2 separate regions of the Homo sapiens genome follow, and region 2 is linked to region 1. Evidence: read pairs that join two places in POLR2A ChIA-PET (ENCODE). Cell type or tissue: PC-3. All regions are shown on one strand. Each heading gives the region's core, and the rest is flanking DNA. Links, peaks and the distances in the headings are about the cores only.

Region 1 (16,528 bases), core at 5,140-13,139:
GAGTCTCACTCTGTCATCCAGCTACCACACCCAGGCCTGTACCTTTTATTTTTTTATTTTTATTTTTTGAGAGACAGAGTCTCGTTCTCTTGCCTAGGGTAGAGCACAGTGGTGTGATCATGGCTCACTGCAACTGCCGCCTCCCAGGTTCAAGCGATTCTCCTGCCTCAGCTTCCCAAGTAGCTGGGATTACAGGTATGTGCCACCATGCCCAGCTAATTTTTGTATTTTTTAGTAGAGGCAGGGTTTCACTATATGTTGGCCAGGCTGGTCTCAAACTCCTGACCTCAGGTGATCCGCCTGCCTTGGCCTCCCAAAGCGCTAGGATGATAAGCATGAGCCACCGTGCTTGGCCAGTCCTGTACCTTTTAAATGCCCTCCAGATTAACCTTGTCCCTCAAACTCAGCCACACAGGTTCTCATTCTAGGTATTAGTGTGGGCCCTAGTTCCACCTCTAAGCTCTTGTGAAGCATATGGTGGGATCATAGCTCACTGCAACCTCAAAACTCCTTGTCTTAAGTGATCCTTCTGCCTCTGCCTCCTGAGTAGCTAGGACAACAGCATGTACCACCATGCTTGGCTAATTTTTTTTTTTTTTTTTTTTTTTTTGAGATGGAATCTTGCTCTGTCACCCAGGCTGGAGTGCAGTGGCGGGATCTCGGCTCACTGCAAGCTCCGCATCCTGGGTTCAAGCAATTCTCCTGCCTTAGCCTCCCGAGTAGCTGGGATTATAGGCACCCACCACCACGCCCAGCTAATTTTTTGTATATGTATATATTTTTTTTAGTAGGGACGGAGTTTCACTATGTTGGCCAGGCTGATCTCGAACTCCTGACCTCAGGCGATCCATCCGCCTCGGCCTCCCAAAGTATTGGGATTACAGCGTGAGCCACTGTGCCTGGCCTGCTTGGGTAATTTTTTTTTTTTTAATTATGTTTTGAGACGGAGTCTTGCTCTGTTGACCAGGCTGGAGTGCAGTGGTTCGATCTTGGCTCACTGCAACCTCCGTCTCCCGGGTTCAAGCCATTCTCCTGCCTCAGCCTCCCAGGTAGCTGGGACTACAGGCATGTGCCACCATGCCCGGCTAATTTTTTTGTATTTTTGGTAGAGACGGGGTTTCACCATATTGGACAGGCTGGTCTCAAACTCCTGACTTCAAGTGATCCGCCCGCCTCGGCCTCCCAAAGTGCTGGGATTACACATGTGAGCCACCGCGCCCAGCCTCTGCTTGGCTAATTTAAAAAATTTTTTTTGTAGAGAAGAGAAGAGAGTCTTGCTATATTGCCTAGACTAGTCTCAAATTCCTGGCCACAGCAATCCTCCTGCCTTGGCCTCCCGAAGTGTTGGGATTACAGGTGTGAGCCACCGTGCCTGGCCAAAATTCTTAAAAATACTGAATCCATATCACATGTATGAGGAGAGAAGATAATTACACTCTGTGTCACTGCAGGTGTTAAAGCAGAAATTGGGTGACCTGTCAGGGTGCATTGGGTGGAACTAATTGCTCAAGTTGCCTTCAGTTCTGTGGTTCATGACTCAAGTCCAGTTCTCTCATTGTTTAGTGGGAGGAGGCACTGTGAAATTAAATGATTTGAGTTCCACAACAGTCCAGGGGCTGAGCCCAGGCCAGTTCCTCACACAGTATTTAAGGCCGGCTCATATAGCAGTAATAGAAGATCTGTAGAATCCTTGGAAGAAAGAGCGTTGTGAAAATGTCTTTTTTTTTTTTTACTTCCACATTTTTACTTCTGTGGTATGTTTGGTTCATTTGCTCCCCACTCATTCTTATTGATATGCATTTAGAAATCATTCTCTGTGTAAATGAGAGCTTGTAATGAGTAATTTGGCTAGTTCATTTTGAGATCTGGAGTGTGTCCTCTGTTACTGAATTTCTAGATAGGTAGGCTATTTACAGGTCTTTGTCCTCTAAAATTATGAGTGGAAATTATGGGTGATTCTGGTTTTTGAAAATAATTGTTCTTGTATTAAAATTTAAAGCATAATGGGCATAATTCAAACAAAGTTCTGAACTTCATAATATGACAGAGTAAAATATCCAGTGAGGTAACATGTCCATGTCAAGTTTTAGGGCACAGCAGATCTGGGTACTGACAGTTACCAGGTATGTGACTGTAGGCTTACTCCTTAACCTTCCTGTGATTCAGCTTCTTCATCTGTAAACTAGAGTTAATAATCCTTACAACATGAGGTCGTTATAAGGATTATGAAGAAATGTAAAGAGGGAAGTAATAGGGGCATCTACTTTATAGTAGACATTGTGCTACCTTATTAATCCTCATATGAACTCTGAAATAAGTGGTAGTAGCAGCATTTTGCAGATGAGCAAAGAGAAGCTTCTAGAGGAACTTCTAGATAACAGGATTTTTGTTGTTGTTTTGCTTTTTTGTTTTTTTTAGACAGAGTCTTGCTTTGTCTTCCAGACATGAGTGTAGTGGCAGGGTCATAGCTCACTGTGTCCTCAAACTCCTGTAACCTCAAACTGCTGAAGCAGTTCTCCTGCATAACTAGGACTATAGGCGTGTGCCATCATGCCCGGCTAAATTTTTTTGTGCAGGCGGGGTGTCACAGTGTTCCCCAGGCTGATCTTGAACTCTTGCCCTCACGCTTTGACCTCCTAAACTGTTGAGATGACAGGCATGAGCCGCTGTGCCTGGCCAGGATTTGAATCCAGATCTGTTTTTGAATTAAATAATTCTGGCTTCCTACCATGATGTATATGAAGTTCCTAACTTTGCCTCTAGTAAATGTCTTTTCGTGTTCAGTGTCTTTTGCATAGTTAGCGAAAATGTCAGTTATAGTGAGAACTCTTTGTAGTAGTAATCAAGATGTTATAGCTCAGAAAATATTCTGTGCGGTATTCATTATATGTATCTGGTTGCCATTCCTGAGGTGGAAAACTATAATAGTAACCTCACATCTTAAGTTGCTCAATTAATACTTGCCAAATAAGGGCCAGGCATTATGGCTTACACCTGTAATCCCAGCACTTTGGGAGGACAAGGTGGGAGGATCACTTGAGCCCAGGAGTTCAAGACCAGCCTGGGCAACATGACAAGACCGTGTGTCTACAAGAAGTAAAAAAAGTAGCTCAGCATGGTGACATGCACTTGTAGTGCATGAGCCCGGGAGATCGAGGCTGCAGTGAGCTGTGTTTGTGCCACTGCACTCCAGCCTGGGCAACAGAGTGAGACTGTCTCAGAAACAAAAAAATTACCAAATAAAGGCATACTGTAATATCCACATTTTTAGAATTTTTTTTTTTGTCAGTGTTTCAGTATCTTTTAAATTGTAAATGGGGTAAGTGATCCAGGGTCTCTTGATTGTGGTTAATTTGTACATATTTTCTCTACCACAAAATTTACAGGAACTTGGAAAGTTGTCCTTTCCTAATATTTTAGAATGCACTGTGTTGAATTTTGGTGTTAGAGTGGTGTTATCATGGTTGAAACTTTGGCTTTAGTTAGTGTGTGTGTGTGTGTGTGTGTGTGTGTGTGTGTTTGAGACAGGGTCTCATTCTGATACACAGGCTGGATCGCAGTGGCACGATCGTAGCTCACTGTAACCTTGAACCCCTGGCCTCAAGCAGTTCTCCCGCCTTGAACTCTCAAAGTGTTGGGACTACAGGCATGAGCCACTATGCCTGGCCCTGGCTTTGTGTTTCGTATTTAGTTATATGATGGATATATTTAAAGTAGTCTTTTTGAGTTTGCCATATATATGTGTATATATTGTCTTTCCTTTAAAATGTAGAGCAAGAGAAATTTAGAAATTAAAAGTAAGGGTTGGCTGGGCGTGGTGGCTCACGCCTGTAATTCCAGTACTTTGGGAGGATTGCTTGAGCTTAGAGGTTCAAGACCAGCCTAGATAACATGGCAAAACCCCGTCTCTACAAAAAATACAAAAAATAACCGGGCGCGGCGCTGTGCACCGATAATCCCAGCTACTCTGGAAACTTGAGGCGTGGGAGAGAATTGCTTGAGCTTGGGAGGTGAAGGTTGCAGTGAGCTGTAGTTGCGCCACTGCACTCCAGCCTGGGTGACAGAGCCAGACCTCATCTCAAAAAAAACGAGTAAATCTTAGGACAGGCATGGTAGCCCATGCCTGTAATCCCAGCACTTTGGGAGGCCAAGGTGGGTGGATCACCTGAGGTCAGCAGTTCGAGACCAGTCTGCCAAGATGGCGAAACCCCATCTCTACTAAAAATACAAAAAAATCAGCCGGGTGTGGTGGTGGGGGTCTGTAATTCCAGCTACTTGGGAGGCTGAGGCAAGAGAATTGCTTGAACCGGGGAGGTGGAGGTTGCAGTGAGTTGAGATCATGCCACTGCACTCCACCCTGGGGGACAGAGTGAGACACTTTCAAAAAAAAAAGTAAGGGTTATTTTCTTTTTTGTCCATTGTTTATGTGATCATCTTTATGAGAAGAAATCACTTGAACTAAAGCTTCTATGCAAGAGCCTTTCACTCTTTAAATTTGCACTCCAGGTTCATGCTCTAAGGTTGTGGCATTGAAGGGAAAGAGGTTGTGGGTTTTTATTCTATTTTATTTACTTATTCTGTGTTATTTATTTATTTTCATTTATGAGACGGAGTCTTCTTGCTCTGTTGCCCAGGCTGGAGTGTAGTGGCACAATCTTGGCTCACTGCAATCTCTGCCTCCGGGGTTCAAGCGATTCTTGTGCCTCAGACTCCCAAGTAGCTGGGAATTACAAGCGCCTGCCACCATGCCCGACTAATTTTTGTGTTTTTAGTAGAGATAGGGTTTCACCATATTGGCCAGGCTGGTCTCAAACTCCTGACCTCAAGTGATCTGCCTGCCTCAGCCTCCCAAAGTTATGGATTACAGGCGTGAGCCACCCTGCCAGGCCTTATTTATTTATTTATTTATTTATTTATTTATTTATTTATTTATTTAGAGAGAGGGCCTTGCTATGTTGCCTGGGCTGGTTGTGAACTTCTGGCCTCAAGCAGTCTACCTGCCTTGGCTTCCCAAAGTGTTGGGATTACAGGTTTGAGCCAACACACCCCTCCTATTTTTATTTTTTTTTTAGGGACAGGTGTCTCACTCTGTTGCCTAGGCTGATCTTGATCTCCTGGGCTCAAGTGATCCTCCCATCTTGGCCTCTTAAAATGTTGGGATTACAGGCATGAGCCACTGAGCCTTTTATTCTATTTTATAGATTCATTGAACTATTTAACATTATCTTGTTGATACTTCCTTTCCGTTCAGATGTTTTTTTGGGGGGTTAGGAGTCCTGGAATGGGAACAGGGAACCAAGAACATAATGTATCATATGCTAGTCATTTGAGATAAATTTAAAGATTTCTTTTACCCAGTAGAAGTTCATAGGATGTTATGGTTCATTTGTGTGATATCTGTCATGAGTCTTTATATACCCTGAGTCAGTGGATTAATCATTTTCCTAGATCAGACACTCTGTAGCATGAATGACCCTTTTTAAAAAGTTAATGTTTTGACCTTTACCTGAAAGCTGATTCTTAAAGTGTATCTGGCAGGATCAATATATATGGAAACCAGGCATGACTTATACAATTTGGACAAGCTAATCATGACATTTTATTTTCAACATGTCTAATAGCCTGTTGGCTTCCCAAATAACGCTGAGTTAATTATAGTGTAACCTTTTATTCTATTTGGAGAGTGTCAAGGGATTTTTTGAATGCCTTCCAAAATTCACTTTCATGAGGTGAGCTTAGAAAGCTTAGAAAACGCTTTCTAGAGCAGGGATTCTCAAAACTTTACCTTCATGATCCACCCTGCCTCTTCTGGGTACTTATTTGGTTTCCCTACTGTTTAGAGATAGTAGTGATGGGGTTGAATGCACCTGTTTTTAATCCTGGCTCTATTGCTCACTAGCTCAGTGATCTTAGACAACAAGGGAATTAATCTTTTTTAATCTTTTTTTTTTTTTTTTTTTGAGTTGGAGTCTCGCTCTGTTGCCCAGGCTGGAGTGCAGTGGCGCGATCTCGGCTCCCTGCAACCTCTGCCTCCTGGGTTCAGGTGATTCTCCTGCCTCAGCCTCCTGAGAAGCCGGGATTACAGGCGTGCCCCACCATGCACGGCTAATTTTTAAAAATTTTTAGTAGAGACGGAGTTTCACTGTGTTGGCCAGGCTTATCTTGAATTCCTGACCTCAAGTAATCTACCCACCTCGGCCTCCCAAAGTGCTGGGATTACAGGTGTTAGCCACTGTGCCTGGACAATCTTTTTAAATTTTTAAATTGAAATAATTTTATTTTGACACAGGATCTTCCTCCATTTCTCAGGCTGGAGTTCAGTGGTTTGAACATGGCTCACTACAGCCTTTATGTCCTGGGCTCAGGTGATCTTCCTGCTTCAGCCTCCTGAGTAGCTGGTACCGGAGGCATGTGCCACCACACCTAGCTAATAATTTTAAGGTTTTTTGTAGAGATGGAGTCTCTTTGTGTTGCCCATTGTGGTTCAAGAGATCCTCTCGCCTCATCCTCTCAAAAGTGGTGGGATTACAGACGTGAACCACCATGCTTGGTGAATCTTTTTGAAGCTGTATGTACTTATAAGATAGTTGTGAGAGGTAAATTCAGTTACCTGAATGTAAAGCATTTAACCCAAAATAGGTATTTAATACATGTTAATTTTCATAGTACTCAAAAATTATCCTTTGTAGCACTAACCACAGTTACAATTAAATATGTAATTTTAAAATGTTTTTCTTATAAGCTTTGTGATGCCAGGGAGCATATCTGTCTTTTCTCTGCCCTATTCTCAGCATCCAGAATAGTGCCAGGCGTGAAGTATAGTAGATGCTCAATAAATATTTGTCAAATGAATGAACACCCCTTTCCTGATTCTGTCCTCCCTTGGCTTAAAGGACAGTATCGGGGTTGGGGGAGGGGGGAGGGATAGCATTGGGAGATATACCTAATGCTAGATGACGAGTTAGTGGGTGCAGTGCACCAGCATGGCACATGTATACATATGTAACTAACCTGCACAATGTGCACATGTACCCTAAAACTTAAGTATAATAATAATAAAAAAAAAAGACAGTATCCTGAACATTTTGGCCTGCTTTGAGAATCAATCACCGTGTTACATAACTTTGGTCTATTAAAGATTGGAGCTGGGTAAAGGGGAGGGCAATGAATAGAGGAATAACAATGAAAGAGAACAGAATGGTATTCAAAGTAAATTATAAGAACATAGTACTCTGGACTTTCTAACTCTCTCTAATCTGGTATCCAGTCCCCAATTCTACCAAAACAGTTTTCATTGTGATCACAGCTGGCTTACATGTTGCTGAACATGTTGAGTTTCCCTTAGTTTAGTAAAATGATAACTCTTCTAGTTACTCAGGAAAGAATCTTGGAGTCATCTTCTCTTTCTCACTTTATAGAATCCAGTTCATCAGCAAATACTGTTAGCTCTGTCTTCAAGATATATCCATAATCTGATCACTTCTTAATCATCTCCACCATAATCACCCTCTTCCAAGCCATCTCTATTAGTTTAGTTTCCTGTGACTGCTGTAAGAAATTACTACATACTTGGTGCCTTACAACAACAGATATTCATTCTCTTATAGTTCTGGAGGTCATACATTTGAATCAGTCTTACTGAGCCAAATTCAGGATGTCAGAAGGGCTGTATTCCTTCCAGAGGCTTTAGGGGAGAGTCTGGTCTTTACCTCTTCCACCTTCTGGTGGCTACTGGCTTTCCTTGGCTTGTGGCAGCGTCACTTCAATCTTCAAGGTCAGCATCTTTAAATCTCTCTGCACATCTCTTTCTCCTGCACTGTTTTTGTCATATCTCTGCCTCCCTCTTCTCTTGTAAGGACATATGATTGGACTTAGAGCCCACCTGGATAATTCTTTTTTTTTTTGAGATGGGAGTCTCGCTCTGTCACCCAGGCTGGAGTGTAGTGGCACCATCTCGGCTCACTGCAACCTCTGCCTCCCAGGTTTAAGTGATTCTCCTGCCTCAGCCTCCCGAGTAGCTGGGATTACAGGAGGCCACCATCATACCTGGCTAATTTTTATACTTTTTAGTAGAGGCGGGGTTTCACCATCTTGGCCGGGCTGGTCTTGAACTCCTGACCTCGTGATCTACCTGCCTCAGCCTCCCAAAGTGCTGGGATTACAGGCGTGAGCCACCGCGCCCGGCCCCAAAATTCTTAATTTAATCATGCCTGCAAAGACTCCTAGCCCTTTTTGCTGTAAAAGGTAACATTCACAGATTCCCGGTATTAGGCTATGGATATCTTTTGGGCCATTTTTCAGCCTATCATAGTCTCTTCTCTGCTCGTCTGTTCCACAGGCAAAATACACCCATCTCATTCCAACATCCCCAAAAGTCTCAACCCATTGCAACATCAACTCAAGCCCGAGATCTCTTCTGTCACCAACTCTGAAGTTTAAAGTCTCATTATCTAAATCATCTGTTATCTGTTCCCAAAATACACTGGTCAGACATGTATAGTGTAACAGTTATAGATAATTCCGGTTTCAGAAGGGAGAAAATGCAAGGAATAAATGGGTTACTGGTACTAAGTAATTTCAAAATCCAGCAGGGAAAATTTTTATTATGTTTCAAAGCCTGTGAGTAATTTTCTTTTACTCGAGACTCTGCCCTCTGAGTCTCTGGCTCTAGCTTCTGCTTTCATAGTTATCCTTCCTTTTTCTTGAAGAGAAGCATATATTTGCAACTGAGTAGAGTTTTTGCCCACGGTGTTTAAAAATTGTGTTAAAATTTACCATCGTAACCATTTTTAAGTGTACTGTCCAGTGGTGTTAAGTACATTCATATTGTGAAACCATCACCGCCGTTCATCTCCAGAACTCTTTTTATCTTGCAAAACTGAAGCTCTATACCCATTAAACAATGACTCCCTGTTCTCCTCTCCCCAGCCCCTGTGAACCACCATTCCCTTTTCTGTCTCTATGGTTTTGATTACTCTTAAGTACTTCATACAAGTGGAACCATACAATATTTGTCTTTTGTGACTAGCTTATGTCACTTAGTATAATGTCCTCAAGAGTCATCCATGTTGTAGCATGTATCAGAATTTTCTTTCTTTTTACGGCTGAAAGAGTAAAGAGTATTTTTATTAGCCTGATTGCTGCATGTAGAATTTTGGTAGTCCAACATCTTTCAGTCTTCTTCTTCTTTTTTTTTTTTTTTTAAAGACAGAGTCTCGCTCTGTCACCCAGGCTGGAGTGCAGTGACACAATCATGGCTCAATGCAGCCTCCATCTCCTGGGGCTCAAGCAATTCTCCTGCCTCAGCCTCCTGAGTAGCTGGGGCTACAGGCATGCACCACCAGACTTGGCTCATTTTTTGTATTTTTTGTAGGGATGGTCTCATTTTGTTGCCCAGGCTGGTCTTGAACTCCTGGGCTCAAGCTATCCTCCTGCTTTGGCCTCTCAAAGTGCTGGGATTACAGACGTGAGCTACCACATCCAGCCAACAGCCTTCCTTTATTTCATTCTTTATTTGTCCTTTCAGTCCAAGTTGACAGTGTTTCTGCTGATATAACATTGTTAGAAACCTTGTGGGTCTCCTATGTATATTTTGGGGGTTCTTGTCATTAGACAAGAGGGTTCTCTATAGAGCTTTTCTGGATAATCCCATCTCCATTCCTACCTTCTGCTTATGGTTGGCTGAAGGAATTCATGAGTCACACTCCTGATCCCTTCAGCATGACTAAGAGGTTGTCCTGCAACATGCTTGACTTTCTCTCCACAGCATGCTTTTCTTAACAGTGAATTTCCTAATTTTAACATATTTTGTTGGCTGGGTGCAGTGGCTCATACCTGTAATCCCAGCACTTTGGGAAGCCAAGCCAGGTGGATCACCTGAGGTCAGGAGTTCAAAACCACCCTGGCCAATATGGTGAAACCCTGTCTCTACTAAAAATACAAAAAAAAAAAAAAAAAAAAAAGACTGCATGTTGTGGCTCACGCCTGTAATCCCAGCACTTTGGGAGGTTGAGACGGGTGTATCACCTGAGGTCGGGAGTTCGAGACCAGCCTGACCAACATAGAGAAACCCCATCTCTACTAAAAATACAAAATTAGCCAGGCGTGGTAATGCATGCCTGTAATCCCAGCTACTCGGGAGGCTGAGTAGGAGAATCACTTGAACCTAGGAGGTGGAGGTTGTGGTGAGCTGAGATCGCACCATTGCACTCCAGCATGGACAACAAGAGCAAAACTCTGTCTCAAAAAAAAAAAAAAAAAATTAGCTGGGTGTGGTGGTATGCGTCTGTAGTCCCAGCTACTCAGGAGGCTGAGGTGGGAGAATTGCTTGAACCTGGGAGACGGAGGCTGCATTGAGCCAAGATCACGCCACTGCACTCCAGCCTGGGAGACAGTGAGACTCTGTCTCCAAAAATAAATAAATCTTTTGTGATCCAGGTAAGCTGAGAATTTCCCAAATCATCAAGTACTGATTTCTTTTTTTTTTTTTTTTTTTTGAGACGGAGTTTCGCTCTGTTGCCCAGGCTGGAGTGCAGTGGTGTGATCTCGGCTCACTGCAAGCTCCACCTCCCAGGTTTGCACCATTCTTCTGCCTCAGCCTCCTGAATAGCTGGGACTACAGGCTCCTGCCACCACGCCCAGCTAATTTTTTTGTACTTTTAGTAGAGACGGGGTTTCACTGTGTTAGCCAGGATGGTCTCGATCTCCTGACCTCGTGATCCGCCCGTCTCGGCCTCCCAAAGTGCTGGGGTTACAGGTGTGAGCCACCGCACCCGGCCAATTTCTTTTTGTTTAACATTTCTCCTATTAATTTTTCCTCTTATGTTTTACTGCAAATAACAAGAAGAAACCAGGCTGTACCTTCAGTATGTTGCTTGGGAATCTAAATTTCCAAATTCCTTGCTTAAAAATTCTGCTTTCCATACAACTGTTGGACACAATTTAGCTAACCTTTCTGCTACTGTAAAACGAGGATCGTCTTTCTGTTAGTTTCCAATAACGTGTTCCTCATTTCCTTCTGAGTGCTTGTCAAGAGTACCTTTAACATTCATATTTTTACCAACATTCTGTTTATAAAAGTATATGTACTCTATACAACAACACAGATTTTCTCTACTTTAGTTTTCACTTCCTGTGAGCCACCACACTCAGCCCTTAAAGCCTTTCAGTGGATTGAATCAGGCCCATCCAGATTATCTAGGACAGCCTCCTTTATTTAAAGCCAAGTGATTATGAATGTTAGTTACATCTACAAAATACTTTCACAGCAACACTTCAGATTAATGTTTGGTTGAATAATTGGGGACTGTAGCTTAGTCAAGCTGACACATAAAACTGACCATCACACCATCATTATTATTTCTTGCCTGGATTATTGATATATATATATATATTTTTAATTATTATTATTTTTATTTTTATTTTTGAGAAGGAGTCTTGCTGTGTCACCCAGGCTGGAGTGCAGTGGCGCAGTCTTGGCTCACTGAAACCTCTGCCTCCTGAGTTCGAGATTCTCCCACCCCAGCCACCTAAATAGCTGGGATTACAGGCGTGAGCCACCACACCCAGCTAATTTTTGTATTTTTAGTAGAGACTGGTTTCGCTGTGTTAGCCAGGCTGGTCTTGAATTCCTGACCTCAAGTGATCTGCCTGCCTTGGCTTCCCAAAGTGCTGGAATTAAAGGCGTGAGCCACCATGCCCGGCCTGCAATATCTTCTTTTGAAGTGCATTCTCTGCTTCTGCCCTTGATTTCTTATTATCTGTTCTCCAGTTATTAATAGTAGCTAAAGTCTGTTTCAAGATCTGCCACTCCTCCCTTTGCTTACTCTGTGGCAACCCCATTGGTTTCCCTGCTTTTCCTGCATCTGCCAGGTCTTTGTGCTTGCTGTTCCCTCTACCCGAAATACTCTCTCCCTTCGCATGGTTTACTTCCTCACTTTTTTCAGATGTTTGCTCAGATGTCTCCTTATCAGAGAGGTTACCATATATAAAAAAGTGGCCAGGCCTGGTGGCTCATGCCTGTAATCCCAGCACTTTGGGAGGCCGAGGCGAGTGGGTCACGAGGTCAGGAGATTGAGACCACCCTGGCTAACACGGTGAAACCCCATCTCTACTAAAAAAAAAAAAAAAAAAAAATACAAAAAATTAGCCAGGCGTGGTGGCGGGCACCTGTAGTCCCAGCTACTCGGGAGGCTGAGGCAGGAGAATGGCGTGAACCCAGGAGGTGGAGCTTGCAGTGAGCCGAGATTGTGCCAGTGTGCTCCAGCCTGGGCAACAGAGCGAGACTCCGTCTCAAAAAAAAAAAACAAAAAACAACCTTACTCCTCAATCCCTGGCATTCCCTACTCCCCTTATCCTGCTTCACTTTTCTCCAGAAGACTTATTACCACTTGACATTCATCTGTTTGTTGTCCGTCTCTTCCCACTAGATGATCGTCTGTACAAGGGCAGGGACTTTGTCAATTTCTGTATCCTCAACACCAACAGTACTTGGCATGTAGTAGGTGTTAATAAGTACTTTTTGAATAAATGAATGAATGAATGAATTGAATTCTTATTTTACCTCTCAAGTGGCATTTGACATAGTTGATTTTTTGTAGGACATTATTCTCCTAATGGCTAGGCCATTCTTTCTTTCTTTTTTTTTCTTTTTTTTTTTTGAGACAGAGTCTTGCTCTGTCGCCCAGGCTGGAGTGCAGTGGTGAGATCTCGGCTCACTGCAAGCTCCGCCTCCCGGGTTCATGCCATTCTCCTGCCTCAGCCTCCCGAGTAGCTGGGACTACAGGCGCCCGCCACCACGCCTGGCTAATTTTTTGTATTTTTTAGTAGAAACGGGGTTTCACCGTGTTAGCCAGGATGGTCTCGATCTCCTGACCTTGTGATCCACCGGCCTCGGCCTCCCAAAGTGCTGGCATTACAGGCGTGAGCCACCGCGCCTGGCTAGGCCATTCTTTCTACCACACCTGCCATTTTTTGTCTCTTTTGCTAGCTCCTTTTCAATTTGGCCTCCGTTTGTGAGATTTTCTCAAGACTCAGCCTTAAATCCTTTTGTTTTCTCTCTCTGTAGGAGACCTCATCCAGTCCCATAGCTTTAAATAACATTTACATGACAATGATTCCCAAATGTGTATCTTCATCATTTTGCCTGTCTGCCTCCCTGCCCGCCCTCCCTCCCTCCCTCCCTCCCTCCCTCCCTCCCTCCTTCCCTCCTTCCCTCCTTCCCTCCTTCCTTCCTTCCTTCCTTCTCTCGTCTCTCTCTTTCTTTCGTCTTGCTTTTCTTTTCTGGGGTAGAGGCTCACTCTGTTATCCAAGCTGGAGTGCAGTGATGCCAGCTCAGGTCACTGCAACCTATGCCCCTGGAGCTCAAGCAATCCTCCCACCTTGGCCTCCCAAGTAGCTGGGGTTACAGGTGTGCACCACCATGCCCAGATAATTTTTGTATTTTTTTGTAGAATATTTTTTGTTTCACCATGTTGCCCAGGCTGGGCTCGAACTGCTGGGTTTAAGTGATCCGCCTGCTTCAGCCTTCCAAAAGTGCTGGGATTACAGACGTGAGCCACTGTGCTCAGCTACTCCATCTTTTTTGAATGTTAGTCACTTTCTATCTCCATTGGGATGGCTCACAGACATCTCAAATTTACATTCCAAAGTGAACTCTTAATCCTCATTTCCTACTGCTAAAGTTGCTCTGGCTCCAACGTTCCCCATTTCTGTAAATGGCACTTGTGTCTACCTTGTTAACATAAGTCAGAAACCTGAAGGGGAATCTTTGGCATCTCCCTTTTCCTCCTCACGTCCATTCCATTATCCATTTCTGTTGATAATCACTCCATAAATATTACCTCATTTGTCACCTTCTTATCTCTGCCACTAAAACTACTCTAGCTAGTCTAAGCCACCCTATTTCCAGTTAAACCAATTAAATAAATGCTTAATTGGTTTTCTTCCGTCCGTCATTCTCTCTAACTCCCTTCAGTCAATTCTCCACACTGAAGCCAGAGTTTTAAAATGCATATCTAATCATACCATGCTCTTTCCTCTTCCCTCAAGCCTTTTGCTCTCTGTAGGCTCCAAGCAGGTGCCTTAAATGAATGGTATTGGGTATATCATGGGTTTTAATAAAGAGTGGTAGGAACTGTGGCAAATTGAAGAGTACATGCTCTAAGGTATCCACTTGTTAGTTCTAGTATATTGTTGGCATGAAGGAGTGTAGACTTTGAATTGCTGATCTTCTGATTTCTTTTCAAAAAGAAGCCAGAAGTCTGGAATTTTTAAATTGTGAATTTTCTTTATTTTAAAATGTTGATGAACAATTTAAATTTTAAAAATGTGTATACTTAGGGATAAATCTGATAAAAATAATGAAATAATAAACTTAATGAAATAATTAAATGAAAATATTGGCCGGGTGCAGTGGCTCACGCCTGTAATCCCAGCACTTTGGGAGGCCGAGGCGGGCAGATCACTTGAGGTTAGGAGTTCAAGACCAGCCTGGCCCACGTGGCGAAACCCCATCTCTACTAAAAATACAACAATTAGCTGGGCATGGTGGTGGCCATCTGTAATTCCAGCTACTCGGGAGGCTGAGGCAGGAGAATCACTTGAACTGAGGAGACAGAGGTTGCAGTGAGCTGAGATTATGCCATTGTACTCCAGCCTGGGTGACAGAACCCTGTCTCAAAAGAGAAAAAAAAAAAAAAGAAAAGAAAATATAGGACCTTTTACACTGAAAATTATAAAACATTGCCAAGAGAAGTTAAAGAAGACCTAAATAAGTGGAGATATACCATCTGCATGATTTGAAAGACCCAATATTGTTAAGCTGTCCAGTCTTCCCCAAATAATCTAAAGATTGTGTCTTCCCCAAAATCTCAGCAGGACTTTTTGGGGAGAAATTGACTTTCTGAATCTAAAATTCACATGGAAATACAAGGGACCTATAATAGCCAAAACAATTTACAAGAGGAAGAACAAACAAAATTACTTGATTTCAAAACTTGTTATAAAGCAAGAGTAATCAAGACAATGCAGTATTTACCAGTCATTGGAACACCATAAAGAGTCCAGAAATAGATACATACATATATAGTCAATTGATTTTCAGCAATAGCGCAAACATAATTCAGAAGGGGAAAGTATAGTCTTTTTAACAGCTATTGCTGGAACAAGTGGATATTTGTATGTAAAGAAATGAACCTCAATCCCAGTCTCATATGATACATAAAAATTAATTTGAAATGGTTTGTAGACCTAAACATACAAACTAAAAGCATAAAACTTATAGGAGAAATCATGGGACTAAATCTTTGAGACCTTGACATAGGCAGATTTTTTTTTTTCTAGCACGTGTAAGGAGCACTCACCATAAAAGTAAAAATTGATAAATTGCACTTTATTAAAATTAAAGCCTTCTGTTCTTTAGAAGACACCATAAGAAACTAAAAAGGTAAGCCACAGACTTGGGAGGAAATATTTACACATGCTATATATATCCAGAATATGTTTTAAAAAACTTTAAAAATTTAATAATATGACAAATGGCCCAATTAAAAAATAAGTAGAAGACTTGAATGGACATTTCTTAGAAGAAAATATTTATGGGCCAGGCGCTGCAGCTCATGCCTGTAATCCCAGCACTTTGGGAGGCCGAGGCAGGCAGATCACCTGAGGTCGAGAGTTTGAGACCAGCCTGACCAACATGGAGAAACCTCGTCTCTACTAAAAATACAGAATCATTTGGGTGTGGTGGCTTATGCCAGTAATCCTAGCTACTTGGGAGGCTGAGGCAGGAGAATCCCTTGAACCCAGGATGCGTAGGTTGCAGTGAGCCGAGATCGCGCCATTGCACTCCAGTCTGGTAACGAGAGCGAAACTCCGTCTCAAAAGAAAAAGAAAAAATATTTATGAATGTCCAAAACATGTAAAAAGATACTCAACATAATTGCAAGGGAAATATAATATTTTTTTTTTTTTTTGGAGACAGGGTCTCACTTTGTCACCCAGGCTAGAGTGCTTTGGCGTGATCATAGTTAACTGCAACCTTGACCTCTGTGGCTCAAGTGATCCTCTCACCTTAGCCTCCCAAGTAGCTGGGACTACAGGTGGGTGCTACCATGCCTGGCTAACATAAAATTTTTTTATTTTTTTTTATTTTTTATTTATTTATTTATTTATTTATTTTTTTGAGACAGAGTTCTGCTCTTGTTGCCCAGGCTGGAGTACAATGGTGTGATCCCGGCTTACTGCAACCTCTGCCGCCTAGATTCTAGTGATTCTCCTGCCTCAGCCTCCCGAGTAGCTGGGATTACAGGCATGCGCCACCATGCCCGGCTAATTTTTTTGTATTTTTAGTAGAGACAGGGTTTCTCCATGTTGGTCAGGCTGGTCTCAAACTCCCAACCTCAGGTGATCCGCCCGCCTCGGCCTCCCAAAGTGCTGGGATTACAGGCATGAGCCACCACGCCCGGCTTATTTTTTTATTTTTTGAAACAGGGTCTCCATCACTCAGGCTGGAGTGCACACGATCCCG
Region 2 (15,211 bases), core at 6,455-14,454, 1.9 Mb before region 1:
GTAGTAGACACCAGTCGGGTGTCCTCTGCTTCCACTCAGTCCCAACACTGTCTACCTGGAGATGTCCTCAGGTCCCGCAGGTTGAGGACTTCGTCCCACAAGACCTGAGCCACACTCCCAAAACTGATCCCAAGCCCAGGTTATTTTGAGTCTCTCCTTCTCCTTCTTCTCCTTCTCCTCCTTCTCCTTCTCCTTCTCCTCCTCCTCCTCCTCCTCCTCCTTCCTCTTCTTCTTCTTCTTTCTTCTTCCAGGGTCTCACTGTGTTGCCCAGGCTGGAGTGCAATGGTGTGATCTTGGCTCACTGCAGCCTCCACCTCCCAGGTTCAAGCGAATCTTCTGCCTCAGCCTCTCCAGTAGCTGGGACTACAGACATGCACCACCATGCCCCACCAATTTTTGTATTTTTAGTAGAGATGGTGTTTCACCATGTTGGCCAGGCTGGTCTTGAACTCCTGACCTCAAGGGATCCATCCACCTCAGCCTCCCAAAGTGCTGGGATTACAGGAGTGAGCCACCGTGCCTAGCCTATTTTGTGTTTGCTTCTGACCAACCAGCCGTAAATTGGGGTTCCCACAGCCCTCTCTTTGGGTTCAATTCACTTGCTAGAGAGGCTCAGAACTCAGGGGAACACTTACTCAGGTTTACCATGTAGGGGTGAAGGGAAAACTTCCCCTTCGCCCTCTGAAGGTTCACGGAAAATCAACTCTCAAAAGGCAGATGAATAGGAGAAAGGGATGCGCATTTATTTGATTATAGTTTTACCTGTCACAGGAGACTTCGGAATGAAGACCCAAAGATACAGGGGAAATTGTCCATTTTCATGCTGAGGTTCAACACAGTATGGGCAGCTGTGGAGACATAGGATTGGACAAAAATGATCTGATCTAATGCTAGCAGATGGAGTGGGGAACCCAGCAGGGCCTGTCTGGCTAGATTCCTCCTGGCCTCTCTGAGCTGAGTTCCTTCCTTCTGAGTGTGGGGAGGACAGTCTCTGGAATGCGGGTCTTATTATTTTTTGAGACAGTCTTGCTCTGTGGCCCAGACTGGAGTGCAGTGGCGTGATCTCGGCTCATTGCAACCTCCGCCTCCCGGGTTCAAGCGATTCTCCTGCCTCAGCCTCCTGAGTAGCTGGGATTACAGGTGCATGCCACCACGCCTGGCTAATTTTTGTGGTTTTAGTAGAGATGGGGTTTCATCATGTTGGCCTGGCTGGTCTTGAACTCCTGACCTCAGGTCTACCCACCTAAGCCTCCCAAAGTGTTGGGATTACAGGCGTGAGCCACGGCGCCTGGCCTGGAATGGGGGTCTTATGGTCTACAGTCAAACAAAGTAGGCCAGAGAATTTCTTTATGGCCAGTTTTTGCACAGATAGGGCAGAGGGGAAGTTAGAGTCATATTTTAGGTTGTATGGCTGGTTTGGGGGAAAGGGGTTCTGGTTTCTATGACTCACCCTGAGGAAGAGAGATTCTAGTTTCTATGGCCAGCCTCAGGGCAGAATGAGGGGCCACAGACAGGAGGGCAAGAGAAGGTCAGAGAAACTCCTTCGCATGGATGACACAGACCCCCATCTCCAGGCCTGAAAGCACCAGGACTAGGAGGAAAAGCAGCCCCCACTCAAGAAGGTGGCAGCGGGGCACAGATGAGAACAATGCTGCAAAATTTGTGTCTACCCTTGGAGCAGACCAGACCAGATACAGAGTTTCAGCTGACGGGAGCCGGTCCCTGGCTGGTGCTACCCTCCTCCCCACCCTGGCCTGGAGTCCTGCAGCATGCCCCAGAAACAGTGCCAGCAGCCAGGCCGGAGGAAGTGGTGCCCAGCCGTGCAGACACGGCTGGCTGGAGGGAGCCCTGGACATTATGACTGTCATGGGGCCTTCGTCCACTAAAAAAAAAAAAAAAAAAAAGTAAAAATTGTATATTATGCCTGCATGGCTAAAAAGATGAAAATAACCAGGCTGGGCTGCTTATAAATCAGTTACATGTTTTTTTCTGGTTTTAATAGAAATTAAGACGTTTTTGTGGGCCCACAGTGCCCCTCAGGCACAGTGCCTGCTGAGCCGAATGTGGATGTGGGCTCTGCCTCTGGGGTTAGTGTCAGGAAACTCCTGCTTCTTCCCTTGCAGGATCAGCAAGGGGTCACTCTGGCTTTCCTCATGGCAAAGAAACTTCCCATGGGCACCTGCACACACCCCAGGCCTCCTCCCTGCCAAGGCAGGGATTCCTGTGCCACCTGCTGGGGAGGGCAGCCCAGCAAATGAGCCAGCTGCATGGGTGGGAGTTGGTGACTGTTCTTCGTTTTCTGCAATGGTTCATTTTTTGTGTCAACCTGTTGGAGCCATGAGGTGCCCAGTATTTGGTTCAACATGATTCTGGGTCTGTCTGTGAAGGTGTTTCCAGAAGAGATAAGCATTTGCATCAGTAGACTGAGTAAAACAGATGGCCCTCCCCAGTGTGGATGCGCCTTGTCCAATCCATTGAAAGCCTGATGGGAACAAAAGACAGAGTGTGGTGACGCATGCCAGTAGTCCCGACCACGCAGGAGGCTGAGGCAGGAGGATCGCTTGAACCCAGGAGTTGCAGACCAGCCTGGGCAACGTGGCGAGACCTCATCTCTACAAAAACATAAAAAAAAAAAAAATTGAGACGTGGCACACTTGTAGTCCCAGCTACTCAGGAGGCTGAGGCAAGAGGATCATTTGAGCCTGGGATATCGAGGCTACAGTGAGCCACGTTCACACCACTGCACTCTAGCCTGGACTACAGGGCAAAAGTCTGTCTCTTAAAAAAAAAAAAAAAAGGCCCGGTGTGGTGGCTCACTCCTGTAATCCCAGCACTTTGGGAGGCCAAGGCGGGTGGATCACCTGAGGTCAGGAGTTCAAGACCAGCCTGGCCAACATGGTGAAACCACGTCTCTACTAAAAATACAAAAATTAGCCGGGCATGGTGGCAGGCATCTGTAATTCCAGCTACTCAGGAGGCTGAGGCAGGGAGAATTGCTTGAACCCGGGAGGCGGAGGTTGCAGTGAGCCCATATTGCACCACTGCACTCCAGCGGTATACTCTGGGTGCCATCACTTAGCTCCTCGGACCTCCTCAGTATCCTAATCACCCTCAGCAGATGGCCTGGAGATTGGCTTCTTAGTTTTAAATTCTAGGACCATCTACAAGCTTGCTTTTGGTAAGTCACTACAGACAAATACCAGTTAAAGCACTCAGGAAGATTCAAGCTCCAGTGAAATACTATGCATTGCCTAAAGCATATTCCTGGGTGAAAGAGCAAGACTCCTTCTCAAAAAAAAAGAAAAGAAAAGAAAAAGAAAAAGTAAGATAGAATTCACTCCATCTGCCTGACTGTGAGCTGAGCTGGGATACTGGTCTTCTCCTGCCTTTGAACTTGGACTTGGACTGCAATGACACTGTCGGCTCTCCTGGTTTTCTTTTGCTTGCTGACTGTAGATCCTGGGACTTCTCAGCCTGAGCTCAGCCAGGGCTGCATTTAGGCAGAAGTAGGGCTCAGGGTAATTAGATGGGGCAGATGGGGCTCCTCATCTATTTTGGGGCAAGTCAAGCTAAGACACCTCCTTGAGAATGGCTCTGCAGAGAACTGCCTGACCCCAGGCAGTAAGAGGTGAAGCTGCCACGCCTTCTCCTAATTCAGGAGCAGAGTCTTTGCCTTTAGAAATTCCCTCTGCTGGGCCGGGCGCGGTGGCTCACGCCTGTAATCCCAGCACTTTGGGAGGCTGAGGCGGGTGGATCACGAGGTCAGGAGATCGAGACCATCTTGGCTAACATGGTGAAAACCCGTCGCTACTAAAAATACAAAAATAAATTAGCCGGGGGTGATGGTGGGGGCCTGTAGTCCCAGCTACTCAGGAGGCTGAGGCAGGAGAATGGCATGAACCTGGGAGGCGGATCTTGCAGTGAGCCAAGATCGCACCACTGCACCCCAGCCTGGCTGACAGAACAAAATCTTGTCTCAAAAAAAAAAAAAAGAAATTCCCTCTGCAGTTATGTTAAGGGTGGGATGGAAGTAAGTATAAACTTCCATGCAAAGCAAACAAATAGGATATAATAAGGATTTGGGGCTGGGCTGAGTGGCTCAAACCTGTAATATTAGCACTTTAGGAAGCCAAGGTAGGAGGATTGGTTGAGCCTGGAAGTTTGAGACTAGCCTGGGCAACACAGTGAGACCCCATCTCTTAAAAAAAGAAAGAAGACTTTTTAAAAGTGTTACTAGGCCATTACTGTTGATTCCCCATTATTCGGGATTCGATCATCCAGTCTGAGGATCACTGAAGCCTTTTCTAGGCTGTTTTGATTCATCTTTTGTGTGTGTGTGTGTGTGTGTGTGTGTGTCTGTGTGAGACAGAGTCTCGCTCTGTTGCCCAGGCTGGAGTATGGTGGCGTGATCTCAGGCCACTGTAACCTCCGCCTCCTGAGTTCAAGAGATTCTCCTGCCCCAGACTCTTGAGTAGCTAGGATTATAGGTGCGCGCCACCACGCCTAGCTACTTTTTATATTTTTAGTAGAGACAGGGTTTCACCATGTTGGCCAGGATGGTCTCGATCTCTCGACCTCGTGATCTGCCCGCCTCGGCCTCCCAAAATGCTGGGATTACGGGTGTGAGCCACCATGCCTGGCCTTGACTCATCTTTTCATTCTTTCACTAATCTTGGCATTTCCTAATATTAATGAAAATAAAAGGAAATGAGAGTGAAACAACAGGTTTACTTTCCTCTATTAGCTTCTGAGGGAAAAGGAACGGACAAGAGCAGGTTGGGCGACCAGCTGGCATTTGCCCCTCTGTCAGGTGACCTCGACATCCCCGCATTGCAGAAAGGACCCTGAGAGCTGACCTTACCTGTGTGCGTCTCCCCAACGAAAACTCTTAGCAAGTCTGACTTACAGACCACTAGAAACCCGATCGGGACCCAGAAACCCCACTCCCAGGTATTCACCCAAGAGAAGTGAAAACTTCCATTCATACAAACACCTGTGCGTGAATGTTACAGCAGCTTATTCATAATCGTCGAAACCTGGAAATCGCCCACATCCTTTACTTGGTGAATAGATAAATAGACCACACTCCATCCAGACAGTGGAACATTTCTCAGCAATGAAAAGGAACCATACAACAATGTGGGTGAACCTCAAATCACGATGCTCAGTGAAAGAACCTGGACTCGCACGATTCCACTTTCAGGACTCGCTGGAAAAGCAACGGGAGAACAGAGCAGTGGTTGCCAGCGGCAGCACGGGAGTTCTGGGAGTGACGGGATGTTCCCTATCTTGACTGTGGTCATGGTGATAGGACTCTATGCATTTGAACTATATACCAAAAGAAGTGAATTTTACTGTGTGGACATTTGAAAGTATTTTTTAACCATTAAAAAAGAAAAATTGAGGCTGGGCACAGTGGCTTATGCCTGTAATACCAGCACTTTGGGAGGCCGAGGCGGGCGGATCACAAGGTCAAGAGATCGAGACCATCATGGCCAACATGGTGAAACCCTGTCTCTACTAAAAATACAAAAAGTAGCCGGGCGTGGTGGCGGGTGCCTGTAGTCCCAGCTACTCAGGAGGCTGAGGCAGGAGAATGGTGTGAACCCGGGAGGCGGAGCTTGCAGTGAGCCGAGATCACACCATTGCACTCCAGCCTGGGTGACAGAGTGAGACTCCATCTCAAAAAAAAAAAAAAGTGACTTCAATTTTTCCTTCTCCTCCTCTTGGCTTGTAAAAGGGTTACCCCTGCGTGGCTTCAGAGTGTTTAAAATCGCTTACCTCCTCTTGAGGAGGTTTAACATTCTTTCCTTTTTTGAGACAGAGTCTTGTTCTGTCACCCAGGCTGGAGTGCAATGGCTTAATCTCGGCCCACTGCCACCTCCACCTCCCGGGTTCAAGGGATTCTCTTGCCTCAGCCTCCCAAGTAGCTGGGATTACAGGTGTGCATCACCACACTCAGCCAATTTTTGTATTTTTGGTAGAGACGGGGTTTCATCATGTTGCCCAGTCTGGTCTCAAACTCCTGGACTGAAACGATCCACCCACCTCAGCCTCCCAAAGTGCTGAGATTACAAGTGTGAGCCACTGCGCCAGGCCTCAATATTCTTTCTAATAAGCTCACTTGGGTTCTTATTCAGTGTATTCCTTTTCCCAGGCTGCTGTAACAAAATAATATAAACTGGGTGGCTTAAGACAACAGAAATTGATTTCTGGAGGTGAGAAGTCCAACACCAAGGTGTCGGCAGGGCTGTGCTCCCTCTGAAGGTTCTAGGGAAGAATCCTCCCTCACTTCCTCCGGCGTCCAGTGGCCACAGGCATCCCTTGGCTTATAGCCTCACCACTGCCATCTCTGCCTCCATCTTCCTATGGCCCTCTTTCCTGTGTGTGTCTCCTAGGCATCTTATAAGGACACCAGCCATTGGACAAAGAGCCCACCCTAAATCCAAGATGATTTTATCTTGAGTTGAAAGGACCTGATTACATTTGCAAAGACCCTGTTTCCATATTCAGGTCACATTCACAGGAATGGAAGAGTGGTGGGGGAAGGGAGAGGTTAATACTTGAACATGGCTGGGCGCGGTGGCTCACGCCTGTAATCCTAGCACTTTGGGAGGCTGAGGCGGGCAGATCACGAGGTCAGGAGATCGAGACCATCCTGGCTAACACGTGAAACCCCCGTCTCTACTAAAAATACAAAAATTAGGCCGGGCGCGGTGGCTCACGCCTGTAATTCCAGCACTTTGGGAGGCCAAGGCAGGTGGATCACGAGGTCAGGAGATCGAGATCATCCTGGCTAACATGGTGAAACCCCGTCTCTACTAAAAATACAAAAAATTAGCCAGGCGTGGTGGTGGGCGCCTGTAGTCCCAGCTACTCAGGAGGCTGAGGCAGGAGAATTGCGTGAACCCGGGAGGCGGAGCTCTCAGTGAGCCGAGATCGCGCCACTGCACTTCAGCCTGGGCAACAGAGCAAGACTCCATCTCAAAAAAAAAAAAAAAAATACAAAAATTAGCCAGGCGTGGTGGCGCACGCCTGTAGTCCCAGCTACTCGGGAGGCTGAGGCAGGAGAATCACTTGAACCCGGGAGGTGGAGGCTGCAGCAAGCCAAGATCGCCCACTGCACACCAGCCCGGGAGACAGTGTGAGACTTCATCTCAAAAAAAACATACTTCAACATGTCTCTTGGGGAGCACAATTCAACCTCTATATTCGGTAAGACTCTCTTAGACAGGGCAGGGCAACCTGGCCCTGCACTCCTTGGCCATCCTCTGCTGTCACCCCCAGACCTCAGGCACGGCGGCCCCTCGCTCTCCCCCGTCTTTTCTCTCCGGGCCTCTGAAGTCACCAGTTCTCCATGCCCAGCCGTGGCCTGTGGGAGGGAGCTGGGGGGGTGAGCTGGAGCTGCCACTTAGCGGCAGAGTCGCAAACTCACCGTTCCTAATGAAGCCCGTCGCTTCTCCCTCCTCCTCCTCCCAGCAAGCAGGAAAAAAAAAAAAAGTTGACTACTGAGACCACATGCTAGGAAATCCATGGGTGGGTGCTCTAGTTGACAAGTCCCACTTGAGCCCAGCCATATTCGGCCATTCTTGCACTGCTATGAAGAAATACCTGAGACTGGGGAATTTATAAAGCCAAGACGTTGAATTGGTTCTGCAGGCTGTACGGGAAGCATGGCTGCATCTGCTTCTGGGGAGGCCTCAGGGAGCTTTGACTCATGGTGGAAGGCGAAGTGTGAGGGGTCACTTCACATGGTGAAAGCCTGACCAACAAAGTGGGGGGTGAAGCAGCCACCCATTTTTAAACAAACAGATCTCGCGAGAACTCGCGATCGCAAAGACGCAAAGACGGCGCCAAGCCATGAGGCCCCCATGATCCAAACACTTCCCACCAGGCCCCACCTCTAGCACTGGGGATTACAATTTAACATGCGATTTGGGCGGAGACAAATACTCAAACTCTATCACCAGCCATCCCTGCTGAGATGCCGGACTCATCTGCTGAGATGCTGCGATGTGAGTGAAGTGACTTGGAACCTTTAGTGCAGCCCATATGCCAGCTGAATACCATCAAATGCCCTCAGTCAGTGCCACAGGGAGAAACAAAATCTCCTAGCAGAGCATTGCCCAAATTCCTGACCCATGAAATACATGGGCAGTGGTAATTATAAAGAAAGTGGAGTTAATTGATCGAGTGGCATCAGTGGGCTGAAGGAAGAAAACAACAGGCCTCAGGACAGCCATTTATCAACTTATAGCCCAAGGTGAAAATCAGGAGGGGCTTCCAGAGACGTGTTTAAAGACAGGTCACATTGTGCTGATAAAGGCCTAGAACCTGATGAGAACTGTGGAGTTTGAATCAGGGCAGATGAACGGCTGTGCTAAGTGCTGTGCTCCAGTCAAGGAGCACAGAAGTGAAGGAGCGGACACTGTCACCTAGGGCAGGGAACGTCTGGATAGATGGGCTCAAGAGTCTTGAATTCTAGGCTGGGTGCAGTGGCTCACACCTGTAATCTCAGCACTTTGGGAGGCCGAGGTGGGCAGATCATCTGAGGTCAGGAGATCAAGACCAGCCTGGCCAACATGGTAAACCCTGTCTCTACTAAAAATACAAAAAAGTAGCTGGGTGTGGTGGCACATGCCTGTAATCCCAGCTACTTGGGAGGCTGAGGCAGGAGAATTGCTTGAACCCGGGAGGTGGAGGTTGCAGTAAGCTGAGATGGCAGCACTGCACTCCAGCCTGGGTGTCAGCAGAGTGAGACTCCGTCTCAAAAAAAAAAAAAAAAAAAAAAAAAAAAGGCTTATGCCTGTAATCCCAGCACTTTGGGAAGCCGAGGTGGGCGGATCACAAGGCCAAGAGATCGAGACTATCCTGGCCAATATGGCGAAGCTCTGTGTCTATCAAAAATAAGAAATTTAGCTGGTCATGGTGGTGCACACCTGTAATCCCAGCTACTCAGGAGGCTGATGCAGGAGAATTGCTTGAACCCAGGAGGCGGAGGTTGCAGTGAGCGGAGATCGCGCCACTGCACTCCAGCCTGGCGACACAGCGAGACTCCATCTCAAAAAAAAAAAAAAAAAAGTGATGTTGTGTGGCCAGTCCTGATATCCATCGAGATGGCTCCTTGAAGCGTGGAAGCAATACATGAGAGGGAGATAACAGAACGATGGTGGCAGGGCACTGAGAAGGAGCCAAAGGCCTCGGGGAGGGGGATGTGCAGGCACAGATTTATTATGCAACATCTGAGAAGCCAGATGACCGTATTTCTGGAGGGTTCACCAGAGACTGCTTTGACTAGTGGGGGGTCTAGGCATCAATGGGCAATCGGCATGGCCGTCCTCTGAGGCCAGGGTAGAAGAGGGCAAATAGGACTGGAGCCGGGCTCGGAAAGGTCAGCAGGAGATAGGATTCCAGAGAGCAGAGGTTCGGTTGATGTGACTGTCAGAACAGGAGCAAGGCCAGAGTGGCTGCCAGGGATCCTGGGCGCACAGGAGTCTCTGGTGAATGCTAGTAGACCACGGTATTCCCAGGGGCCACGGAAGCCCCAACACTGCTTGACTGCGCTAAGCAAAGAAAGATCAAAAACAAAAAACGAGCGAACAGGACAGTAATGGCAGCTGCTGATGGAAAATCCCAACCCCTCATCCAGTTTCCAGGCCTAAGCTAGGCCTCAGAACCAGAGGTCACTGACTGAAAGGGAGGCTGGGTCCCCTCCAGACCACAAATATTTGCAGTAGTAGGCTCCTAATCTTTCCCCAAAGGGGCCGACAGCATTTCCAAGAAGCAACTGTACACTGGGAAAAGAGAAATAGTAGATACATCAAGGGCTGGCGGGTACACAGTCTGAGAGGCCCTTTGGAGTCCAGAAAAGTGGAGTCCTTGGACTTCATTTCTCCCCTATCTACACTTGCTCCCTTGGCGATCACACCCTCTCATAACTTTCTTTTTTTTTCTCTTTCTTTTTTTTTTGAGACAGAGTCTCGCTCTGTTGCCCAGGCTGGATTGCAGTGGGGCGATCTTGGCTAACTGCAATCTCCGCCTCCTGGGTTCAAGCGATTCTCCTGCCTCAGCCTCCCGAGTAGCTGGAATTACAGGCATGCACTACCACGCCCGGCTACTTTTTGTACCTAGTAGACACGGGGTTTCACCATGTTGGCCAGGCTGGTCTGGAACTCCTGACCTCAAGTGATCCGCCCCCCTCGGCCTCCCAAATTGCTGGGATTACAGGCATGAATCACCGCACCCGGCTCCTCTCGTAACTGTCAATAACCTATCCATGGCCAGTCCCGTGTGTATTGCTCCAGGCCTGACATCTCTGATGTTCAGTCTGTTCAGTCTCATATCTAAGTGCCCACCTGACATGTCCCCTGAGTGGCCTAATGGGCATCTCACCACGGCTCACAGAGAACTGATCTACTCCATTTTCACCCCCAAGCAGGCCCCTCTCCTGCAGTCTTCCCATCTCAGTCAATGGCAACACCATCCTCTTAGTTGCTCAGACTGAAAACCTAGCAGCCATCCTGGATTTCTCTCACACTGCCTATTCAACGTGTGAATGCATGAGTGGAAAGCTGAGTTCGCACTCGTGACTGGCCGGGGTCAACTCTGACATTCGCTCCCACTTTCGCGCGCTGATTTATCTCTGAGCGGATGAAGGTTGGGCCATGGCGGGCGGGGCCGGGGAGGCGGGCTTGGAGTGAGGGGGCGGGGCAGGCGCCACGAAAACGCGCTCGCGCCGGCGCCGAACCGCAACTCCCGGCGGCCCCCGCGCTCCCGGGTGGCAAGATGGTGGCGCGCAGGAGGAAGTGCGCCGCGCGGGACCCGGAGGACCGTATCCCCAGCCCACTGGGCTACGCAGGTGAGGGGCTCCGGGACGCGAGACCGGGGGCGGTCAGGCATCGCCGGGAGGTGTTTGGGGGTTGGCGACGGCCGGGGGTCCCCAGGAGCGGCCGCACGGTTGGGTGTGAGCCCCGGTGGCCCGTGGCCCCAGGCTCCGCAGGTCTTGAGGCTCCGGGGTCCCGAGGACCCAGGCGGCGCCCTTCTGCCTGCTCACTCTCCCGGGGCGAGCCCAACTTGGTCCACGCTTCCCTTGGGTGAGCCCGCCTCTGTCCACACTCTCACCCAGGACAAACCCATTTCCGTCCACACCCGCTCGTCCAGGTGAGCCCATCCCCTTCTCATCGCCTCTGCTCCTAGTCCATCCCCCATCAGCTCTTACCTGGGCTGTTATAGGCCCTCCTACTCGGTTGCCCTCCTTCTCCTCTTGCCCCTGCTTCTGTTCTCCACCCACGTGCCAGAATGTTCTTTTAAGGACATTTAGATTCGATCATGTCTGCCGCGCCCACGATAGGCGCCACACCTACTGCATTCCCTCCAGTGGCTTTATCAGGTAGCTTCTAAAACAAAAACCAGACTTCTTAACCTGTGTGGGCCACGTGGTCTGGCTGGTGCCGACCTAAAGCTCTTTCTGTTCCTCTGAGGGAACATGCTTTTTCCCCCCTCTGGGTTTTTGCACGTGCTGTGCCGGTTTGTTGCACAGTGGCGTTCTGGCCTGAGCTTTAATGTTGCTTCCTCAAAGAGGCCATCCGTGATGGCCTATGGAAAGAAGACCTCTGCCACCCCATCACCCTGTAATGTTTCTTTCACAATTGATACAAGTTTGCTGTATGCTTGTTAATTGTCTTCTCCGTTATTGCAACTGAGCTTCCTGAGTTCAGGGACCGCAGCTCTACGCCAACCGGTACTGTGACGGAGGTGTGAGAAAAATAGAAGCAGTTCCTAGCTTTATGAGGATTACAGTCATGGGTGTGCCAGCGATTAACCAAAGAATCTCATCAATATAGCCTCCAGACTGTTAAGAGAAGCTGTGAAGGCACAGGCAGTGGGATCTGAGCTGGCAGGAGGGGCGGAGGTGATGCTAAGGCTCTCCTGAGGAAGCGAGGTTTGAGCTAAACCTGAGGTGAGCGGGAGGGAAGAGGGTGACACGCCAGGTAGAGAGGCCAGCATGTGTGAGGCCCTGGTGTACCCGGGGGAACAGAGAATCCAAGGTGCTGGGGGAAGATGGTACGAGAAGAGGTCACAGTGACAGGCAGGGTCTCACGGGGCTTCCAGCCATGGTTAGGATTTTGGCGTTGACTCCAAGAGCCGCAGGGTTCGAGCTTCCCTCTCATTGCGCCCCCATCTGTAATCATTGCCCATTTATCTTCTCTCTCCCTGCACCGCCTTGGGAGGCCCTCCTGGGCAGACTCTTAGAGCCCGCACAGGCTTTGCCAAAGAGTAGGGTAAGGGGGGTTGGTGAAGGGATGGATGGATCGATGAACAGATAGGACTAGACAGGGATGTGGAGAAAGGAAGTTGTGTGAGTGTCTCGCTGGCCTCAGCTCAGGGTAGCCTGGCCATCCCTCCCCTCCCATTTCCTTTCCAGCTATTCCAATCAAGTTCTCTGAAAAGCAACAGGCTTCTCACTACCTCTATGTGAGAGCACACGGCGTTCGACAAGGCACCAAGTCCACCTGGCCTCAGAAGAGGACTCTTTTTGTCCTCAATGTGCCCCCATACTGCACAGAGGTGAGCTAGTGTCTGTCTGGGAGGAGACCTGTGGGCTCAAGGTGGGGGCTCCCATGGCCTCCACCAAGTCCTTGGTGGTGAGACGGACACAGCTAATGGGAGCCCCAGAGGAGAGTGTCAGGAGGGCTACCGTGATCTCCAGTCAGGAAACTGGCTTTTTAAAGATGTCTTTAAAAGTATAATCCTGCCAGGCACGGTGGCTCATGCCTGTAATCCCAGCACTTTGGGAGGCTGAGGCGGGCGGATCACCTGAAGGGAGGAGTTCCAGACCAGCCTAGCCAACATGGTGAAATCCCGTCTCTACTAAAAAATAAAAAATGAGCCAGGCATGATGGCATGTGTGGGTAGTCCTGGCTACTAGGGAAGCTGAGGCATGAGAATCCCTTGAACCCGGGAGGTGTAGGTTGCAGTGAGCCAAGATCGCGCCACTGCACTCCAGCCTGGGCAACAGAGTGAGACTCTGACTCAAAAAAAAGAGAAAAAAGTACAATCCTAAGTAGCCCAAGGCATTTTTACATATTACCCAAAGTTGTCTGAATTACGTGTTTTCTTCCAGATTGTACATGTCCATAATTTAAAAGTAGGAAAGTATAAGAAAATAAAAAGTGCCTCTAATTCTATCCAAACACAACTGTTAATTTTTTTTTTTTTTTTTTTTTTTTACAAAAACTAAGCTAAGGGAATTGCTGGATTTATTTATTTATTTATTTATTTAATTTATTTATTTATTTTGAGACAGAGTCTCCCTCTGTTGCTCAGGCTGGAGCACAGCGTTCACAACTCACTGCAACCTCCGCTTCCCGGGTTCAAGTGATTCTCCTGCCGCAGCCTCCCAAGCAGCTGGAATTACAGGCGCCCACCACCATGCCCGGCTCATTTTTGTATTGTTAGTATAGACAAGGTTTCACCATGTTGGCCAGGCTGGTCTCGAACTGCTGACCTGAAGTAATCCGCCCCCTTCAGCCTCCCAACGTGCTGGGATTACATGCGTGAGCCACCGCCCCTGGCCAAGGGAATTGCTGGATTTGTTTTCAAAAAAGAAACCCTAATTTGTAAAAGATTCCTCTAAACTTAGAGAAAAAAAGAAGCATGTAGAAGAGGGGGTGTGAGTTCTGACCTTTTTTGAAGTGCAGCATGTGTGCCTGGAAGGGCCCCAGTGGCAAGTGTCCAGCTCGCTGCATCCCAGAGACAGAACATAGCTGTGTAGTCAGCGCCCAGGTGGAGACACAGCAGCACATCCCAGAACCCCCGCTGCCTCCACCACAGACAACCACCATCCCAACTGTCATAGCATAGGGTCACTACTGCTGATTCAGGTAGTAAAACTTGTCATAGGAAATCAGAATAACAGCAAGAATGTCCCCACCTGTCTCCAGTGAGAGAGCAGGAATATGCCGGGCACAGTGGCTCACGCCTGTAATCCCAGCATTTTGGGAGGCCGAGGCGGGCGGATCACCTGAGGTCAGGAGTTCAAGACCAGCCTGGCCAACGTGGCAGAACCCTGTCTCTTCTCAAAATACAAAAATTAGCCACGTGTGGTGGTGGTGGGCGCTTGTAATCCCAGCTGCTCGGGAGACTGAGGCATGAGAATCACTTGCAACCCGAAGGTGGAGGTTGCAGGACTCCAGCCTGGGCTACAGAGCAATACTCCAACTCAAAAAAAAAAAAGAGCAGGAATATCAACCTCCATATTGTCCCTGGGGAACAGGTCGGAGGCCATGGTGCCCACAGTCTCCCGGCTTGGGCAGATGTGGCTGTGGCTGAGTCCTTCAGCGGCGCTGGACCCCTGGCAGCGCCACCCATGGTGCAGGGAGGCTTTGGGATGGCCCTGCGGATGCTCACACTTGGCTTCCCTCTCCCTGCGGCAGGAGAGCCTGTCCCGCCTCCTGTCCACCTGTGGCCTCGTCCAGTCTGTAGAGTTGCAGGAGAAGCCGGACCTGGCTGAGAGCCCAAAGGAGTCAAGGTCGAAGTTTTTTCATCCCAAGCCAGTTCCGGTGAGCCGCCAAGCCCGGGGTTCCACTAGAGTGAGGGGGGTGGGGCACTGTCCCCAGTGTGTTGGGGGAGCTGGCAGTGGGACATCAGAGCATTCTCTGGTCCTGAGCCCATCCTCACCGTGTGTGGTGTAAGAGACTGTCTGGGTGACAAAGCCTGCGATTCTTTGCCAGATTTGCCACATCCTTGCACTTCCTGCCTGGCTTTTTCTGTCCCGTGTTAAAGCTCACGGACCGTCTCTGCTGGCCACCTGCAGGGCCTTCCCCGGCTCCCCTCCTGCTTCCCCACTGAGGGAGCTCCTTCCCCAGGCTTGGGGGCCGGGTCTCCAGGAGCACTGTTGTTCACAGCTTTCCCAGTGGCCCTGGAGCCCACACCTCCTCCCCACACAGTGGCATCTGGCATGGTGTGTGCGCCCAGGCCTGGCTTCCAAAAACCTGCCCTGGCCCAGGGCGACCCCTGTGTTTCACCGCATCCCTCCCGTGACTGGAAGAAAAGAAGCCTCTGTATCCCCTCTTCCTGGGGAGGAGTTGGGAACAGCCGTCACTTCCCGCAGAAGCAGGATTACTGGAAGTGTGGCTGCCTCTGACCTGGATTATGGGATGGCCTGTGGTTCTCTTCATGGCTCAGGAATAGCCTAGCACCATCTCCCCTG

What was found. Peaks named below come from ENCODE experiments on the same cell type or tissue, not always from the same donor. Only the 100,000 strongest peaks of a DNase experiment are listed, where the experiment ranks them.
Region 2: POLR2A ChIA-PET joins it to region 1 with 10 read pairs; 2 of 35 experiments call an interaction of 5 or more read pairs at or near these places.

The regions. Positions count from the first base shown.
Region 1 is chr22:40,613,858-40,630,385 of GRCh38, reverse strand. The region is part of intron 1 of MRTFA (myocardin related transcription factor A); the gene reads left to right. Among named protein-coding and RNA genes, the nearest start is that of MRTFA, 15 kb to the left of the region's middle. RefSeq lists a silencer at 8,267-8,561. In PC-3, for the core only: no CTCF peak of the experiment used is centred there; a DNase peak (open chromatin) is centred at 9,725.
Region 2 is chr22:42,515,361-42,530,571 of GRCh38, reverse strand. RRP7A (ribosomal RNA processing 7 homolog A) reads left to right here and starts at 10,776. Exons shown (of 7, transcript NM_015703.5): 1 at 10,776-10,858; 2 at 12,425-12,567; 3 at 14,436-14,561. The coding sequence starts at 10,786. LOC124900479 (a long non-coding RNA gene) reads right to left here and starts at 12,156. Exons shown (of 3, transcript XR_007068117.1): 1 at 11,219-12,156; 2 at 763-848. RefSeq lists enhancers at 1,980-2,727, 9,575-9,869, 10,395-10,454 and silencers at 10,635-10,694, 10,715-10,884, 10,895-11,024. In PC-3, for the core only: no CTCF peak of the experiment used is centred there; no DNase peak of the experiment used is centred there; H3K4me3 peaks cover 1,770 bases.